2 separate regions of the Homo sapiens genome follow, and region 1 is linked to region 2. The links are chromatin contacts, found by Hi-C or POLR2A ChIA-PET in ENCODE. All regions are on one chromosome and are shown on one strand. Each heading gives the region's core, a stretch centred on a gene start or an enhancer-like site at or near the end of the contact. The rest is flanking DNA. Distances are from core to core; before and after follow the strand shown. Region 1 overlaps LOC105374951 (a long non-coding RNA gene). Region 2 overlaps ATXN1 (ataxin 1).

Region 1 (2,700 bases), core at 32-2,531, 690 kb before region 2:
TTTTTTATTTTTTTGAGACAGGGTCTCTCTCTGTCACCCAGGCTGGAGTGCAGTGGCACGATCATGGCTCACTGTAGCCTCAATTTCCCAAGTTCGGACGATTCTCCTGCCTTAGCCTACCGAGTAGCTGGGACTACAGATGCACCACCATGCTCAGCTAATTTTTGTATTTTTTGCAGAGATGGGGGTCTCACTATGTTGCCCAGGCTAAGATTGCCATTTTAACTCAGTTTTGTCTTGCTTCAAAGCACAAAGTGTTTCTTCTATACCATACCTCTTTGCAAACTCATCCGGAGCAGGCAGGGAGCAATGGTTTTATCTATATTGTAGTATCGCCTGCAGATGCAGACACTGTGATAAATCTTTTTTAGATGGAGAATCTGATGAACATGATGATAATACCGGAATGATGATGATAAAGTAGAACAAAGTGAATTGGAGAAATGAATTGCTTCAGCCATGTTCCTGTCCTCAGGTGTTCAGCTGCTTCTGATAAAAGCACAATCTTCCACTGCAGTTAACGCTGTGTAGGCTTGGCCTGAGAGAATCAAGAATAAAGCTGATTGCAAACTTGGTGCATAACAGAGAAAATAAAGACATCATTTACTGACTGATTTGGACTAAGAAAAGATGTATTTACTTGCAGTTTATTATGTTGAATGTGACAGGCATACATTTGTGCTTTTTATTGAATGATGACTTACTACATACAGGAATTGGTGCAATTTGTAATGCAGATTATGTTTTTAAACAAAAAAGGGTGCAAATACACTGATGGCTGTCACATGACTCGCTCTGCACTTCTCAAAAAGTGGCTGGAGCGTGGGCGGAACGACAAATATACCCTAGATGCACAAATGTAATTTCCAAAGAAGAAGATTCTGGGCAGCTTCCAATTCAGTCGGGCAGATTTAGACAGAAGAAATCCATGGCTAAGAAAAGCTAAGTATCCTAAAATAGCAGGAATTGGAGTAGGATCATGTGAATCACTCCCATTAACTGCTGAGATGCCTCCAGACAGAGCAAGAAGAGCCACAGCTAAAATCAGGATGTGGCGTGAAAGCGTCCATGTTGGATCTCTGTAAGATTCCTAAAGTTAAATACCTGGGAATCCCATTTTTCTTCTAATGATGGGAGGTGGGAGCATGGGAAAGACGGAGGAATCTCCATTCTATGTGAAATGCAACGGAATGAGGGCTTGGCTCACAGCTGATTTTCTGAGTAATGAGTTTGGTGACCTCACCAGCTTCTAGGCATTGGGCCAGATCTTGTCTCGTGATGCACATTTGTACAATTCCTCGAGGATGCAGACTTGGGTTTTCCACTTGAAGTGAGTTTGTGAATTTACAAGTGGGCAGGCTTCAGTCTATTTTCCGTGATAATCAACCATCATATTTGTTTCCTTCAAAACATAACTGCAGTTAAAACATCCTAGTTTCTTTGAGATAAAGGCAAATTTTATTAATTGCTTTTCTTCATCTGACTGTTTGGGCTTTACAGCTCACTTCCTCCAGTGATCCAGCCATTAAGGAGTGTTCATTCATGCTAACAGCTTCCATTTAAACTGCTTGTGACTAATATTAGAGGGAATGGATGATTAAAGGGGCAACCCATGCAAATATTTGAAAATAAATAGAAACGTTTTTATTCCGAGGCTTTTATTTGCCTTGAGGGAAGGCAAAGCTGGGCATGACATAATTTTCAAATTATGTTTCATGGCTTTTTCATCACTTCAAATATGAGTCTCTTTTGTTTAACAGAGATGTCGTGGCCTGGGAAAAATGACACGTCAGAATGGTTTCTTCTCTTACGATCTTGGCGCTTCACAATTAGTAATAATTCTGCTATGGAGATTTTGACTCTGACCTCCCCCAGTTGGTAATTTACCATAGACAACTTTCCCTCCTAATAATCTGTAGGGCCTACCCCCTAGCTCACACCTGTTGGAAAGCCCTGGCTCTTGTGCGAGAGCCCCCCAGTGCATTTCAAAGAAAGGCTCAGCTTGCCAGCTCTTGTCAAAAGTTATCACAGACCGCGATTCCATTTAAGGCCCGGGCGCAGCATCAGAGGCCAGAACAACTCTACGTCTATACTGCAAATCCCTGCCCAGCGAATTCATGCTGCAACCAGCGCACAGCAGCGGGCCGGCGCCTGTTTTGCACGGTGGTGAGGCGGCGGGTCTATTTTTAGGCAGCTGATGGTAGATTTGCCTTCCACAGATCTGCTTTCCCCCCTCTGATTACAAAAAGAGGGCCTGCGTCTGTGCAAATGAAAATCAATGGGTGAGCCAAGGAGTGCCAGCGCGCTCTGAAGCCCTCTTTGTTCCTCAAAGGCTCCAAGCCTCTGTGCGGCGATGCCCCGCCTTGCCTCAGAAGCTGCCTTGCCTCAGAGGCTATTTGGATGCAGAGGTGTTTTGACCAAGGGCATTTGGTCTTGTTTTGTTTTGTTTTGTTTCATGTTCCAGGCAGGACATGAAATAGGAAAAAAGGAATGGAAATCGCCATTTCCACCCTCCCCACAACTTCCCTGCCATGACAACTCGCCGGCCTCGCGTGTACCTCCAGAGCCCTCTAGGACAAGCCTGGGGGCTGTGTGGGTGGCAGCAGCAGTAAGGAGAAAGAAGCGGGAAGAGAGGCACCTGCTTGTCCTCAAGTAGAAGCAAACGAGTGGCCTCAGTATCCTTTTCATTCTCCTCCTGAG
Region 2 (2,700 bases), core at 9-2,508:
AACCTCAGCATCTAGAGTTTTTATTGGAGCTCAATTGCTACTGTCCTCATGACTGACCTCTAGTCCCTAGGCCCTCCTGGAGATCAGGCAAATATCTTTCATTATTAGTTCCTCTGAGGTTGGAACGTATACCTCATGGCCCAAAGCCCCCATCATAAATCACATTGTTACTCCATCCAGTGGCCAATAAACATACTTCTGTGAGGCAGGACATTCCAGAGGCCGAGAGATCACCTCCCCACAGGTGGGGGCAAAGGCCAGACCTGAGTTTGGGTGAGGTTAAATTCTTCATGGTCAGGCGCGGTGGCTCATACCTGTAATCCCAGCACTTTGGGAGGCCGAGGTGGGCAGACCGCGAAGTCAAGAGATCGAGACCATCCTGGCCAACATGGTGAAACCCTGTCTCTACTAAAAATACAAAAATTAGCTGGGCATGGTGGCATGCGCCTGTAGTCCCAGCTTCTTGGAAGGCTGAGGCAGGAGAATCGCTTGAACCCAGGAGGCAGAGGTTGCAGTGAGCCGAGATCACGCCACTGCACTACAGCATGGTGACAGAGTGAGACTCCGTCTCAAAAAAGAAAAAAAATTCTTCACTACACACTAATGACCCACTACACAACCCAAGAACTAGATCCCAAGTTTTCATATTAGGATTTTTTGTGTGTTGTTTCTGCCCTTTTTTAGCCATGTAATCTTAGGCAAGTGACTTACACTCTGAGCTTCAATGTCCTTGTCTTTGAAATGGGGTGATCATATGCTAGTTGTTATTTATATGTAAAGCATTGCTGTAGCCTGCACAAATTAAGCATCGTGACTTGTCCTGCCTGCTGTGCCTTAGAGAGCCTGGGTCCCGGGAGGTCTTGGGGTCTTTGCAGTTGAGAGCATTGAATTGTGCAGTGTCTCAGTGACTGAAACCACCATAGAAGGTAAGCCAGTGTGTGACACCTGGAGGAACAGCTGGTTAGTTTATGAATTATCTGGAGGCATTGGCTTTGCTTTCATTCAGCCACACCAAGGACAGTGAATAGTTTTAAGACTCTCCCAGAGTACCTCAGTTCCCACGAGACCTTTTTCCTGACTTGATGGAGAGTTTTATGTTCTCTGTTGTAGACTGGGGCTGTCTAATGTCCTGGAAACCCAGCCCCCTGGTGGCTGGCAGGATCCAGCCTAGGCCTCCTGGAGCAGTTGCTGGCGCTTTGCATCGTGTTGTGTGGTGAAGCTCGTGAGTGTGTGTGCGGGTAGACAGCTGGCAGCCTTCCCTGCGGGATGTGGAAGGAGGATTCTGCATTTCCCCACCATGCGTCTTGGGAATTACTCATCCAAAAAGTATTGTGGAAAAGCAGGCAGAGTGAAACACGGAGGCATTGCACTTAACCCTTCCCTGGAAATGCCATCCTTGAGTTTAGCGTCTGAGCTTTCTGTTTATTCTGCTTGTGTGCTGAATTGCCTTCCTTCTTGTTGGTGTGCATAGGGGTCTGCACATTGGGCACTTATAAATATTATCCCACCTATCAAGTGAAGAAAAAAATGAACTCTCAAACACCCATCACTTCCTCTTTTTCTATCACAGATGTGAGGAAAAAACAGATGTTTGAAAGAATTGATAGTTTGAAGGTGTTGTATTGATTACATCATGGCCAGGAGAGATGAGCAACAGATAAGTGTGGGTGATCACTGAGAATTCATGAGGAAATGTTTATTGAATTATAACTACGATGGCGACCATGTACTGAGTGTGTGTTATACTAGGCACTGTGCATGTTAATTCTTCCCCATTTTAAAGGCAGAGATTACAACTTTACACATTGTTGAAATGAAATTTTTGCCTCATTAAACTTGGGCACATGTATAATCGCAAGTAAAATTAAAATTATTATTTTGAGATGGAGTCTCGCTCTGTCGCCCAGGCTGGAGTGCAGTGGTGTGATCTCGGCTCACTGCAACCTCCGCCTCCTGGGTTCAAGCGATTCTCCTGCCTTAGCCTCCCTCGTAGCTGGGACTACAGGCGCCTGCCACCACGCCTGGCTCATTTTTTGTATTTTTAGTAGAGACAGGATTTCACTGTGTTATCCAGGATGGTCTCAATCTCCTGACCTCGCAATCCGCCCGCCTCAGCCTCCTAAAGTGCTGGGTTTGCAGGCATGAGCCACCACGCCCGGCCAAAATTATATTTTTAAAAATGGATAACATAGGTGGTTTGGGGTAAAGCCAAGGTTTGAACCTGTTCTCTACCTTACGGCGTAGCCCACTCTAACTACAATTCTGTGTGTCCTTAGTAGTAATAGCAGTGGAATATTATTGATCTATTATCATCATTGTTAGTAATAATAATATTAATATTTATCTTGATATTCTAAATAGGACAGTGGATGTGAATGCTTCATGCATCGGGTAGTGAGATCTATCACAGTGGTGGTAAGAAACATTCAAGTGAGAGTCAAAGTGACAGGTTCTCATCCTCCTGACCCCAGTTCTTACTGTGTTACCTTGGCCAATACTTTTCATCTTCTTGCATCAGTCCTTGAAATAAGATAATGAAGAGGGCTCACTTCCTCTCACTTTGAAACAAGTTAGTCTGGACTGGGATGAGAACCACTAACTCCAGGCAGCGTGGAAAGCATCTGTGTAACTGTTCCCAGCCTTCAACCAGAGTGGTGGATAAACAGAAACGTGGGTGCCCCCGGGTAGCTAACCTGGAAT

Evidence for each region. A loop is a pair of places that touch in the nucleus more often than their neighbours do. ChIA-PET counts read pairs that join two places held with the same protein, here RNA polymerase II (POLR2A). Pooled maps may share reads with other maps.
Region 1: a loop to region 2 is called in a map of ascending aorta, with 2.3 times the contacts of the local background. The contact joins two enhancer-like sites. A Hi-C loop is called at or near these places in 2 of 168 maps with a recorded cell type or tissue (MCF 10A and ascending aorta) and 2 of 50 pooled maps. POLR2A ChIA-PET finds 5 or more read pairs at or near these places in 1 of 52 experiments (AG04450).

What each region holds. Positions count from the first base shown.
Region 1 is chr6:17,031,677-17,034,376 of GRCh38, reverse strand. LOC105374951 (a long non-coding RNA gene) reads right to left here. Exons shown (of 3, transcript XR_926534.3): 3 at 152-538. Among named protein-coding and RNA genes, the nearest start is that of STMND1, 69 kb to the left of the region's middle. Within about 2 kb of position 1,281, at least 17 of the 41 ENCODE cell types and tissues checked have a DNase peak (open chromatin) inside an H3K27ac peak, as active enhancers do.
Region 2 is chr6:16,337,673-16,340,372 of GRCh38, reverse strand. All of the region lies in intron 6 of ATXN1 (ataxin 1), which reads left to right. Among named protein-coding and RNA genes, the nearest start is that of GMPR, 100 kb to the right of the region's middle. Within about 2 kb of position 1,258, at least 8 of the 41 ENCODE cell types and tissues checked have a DNase peak (open chromatin) inside an H3K27ac peak, as active enhancers do.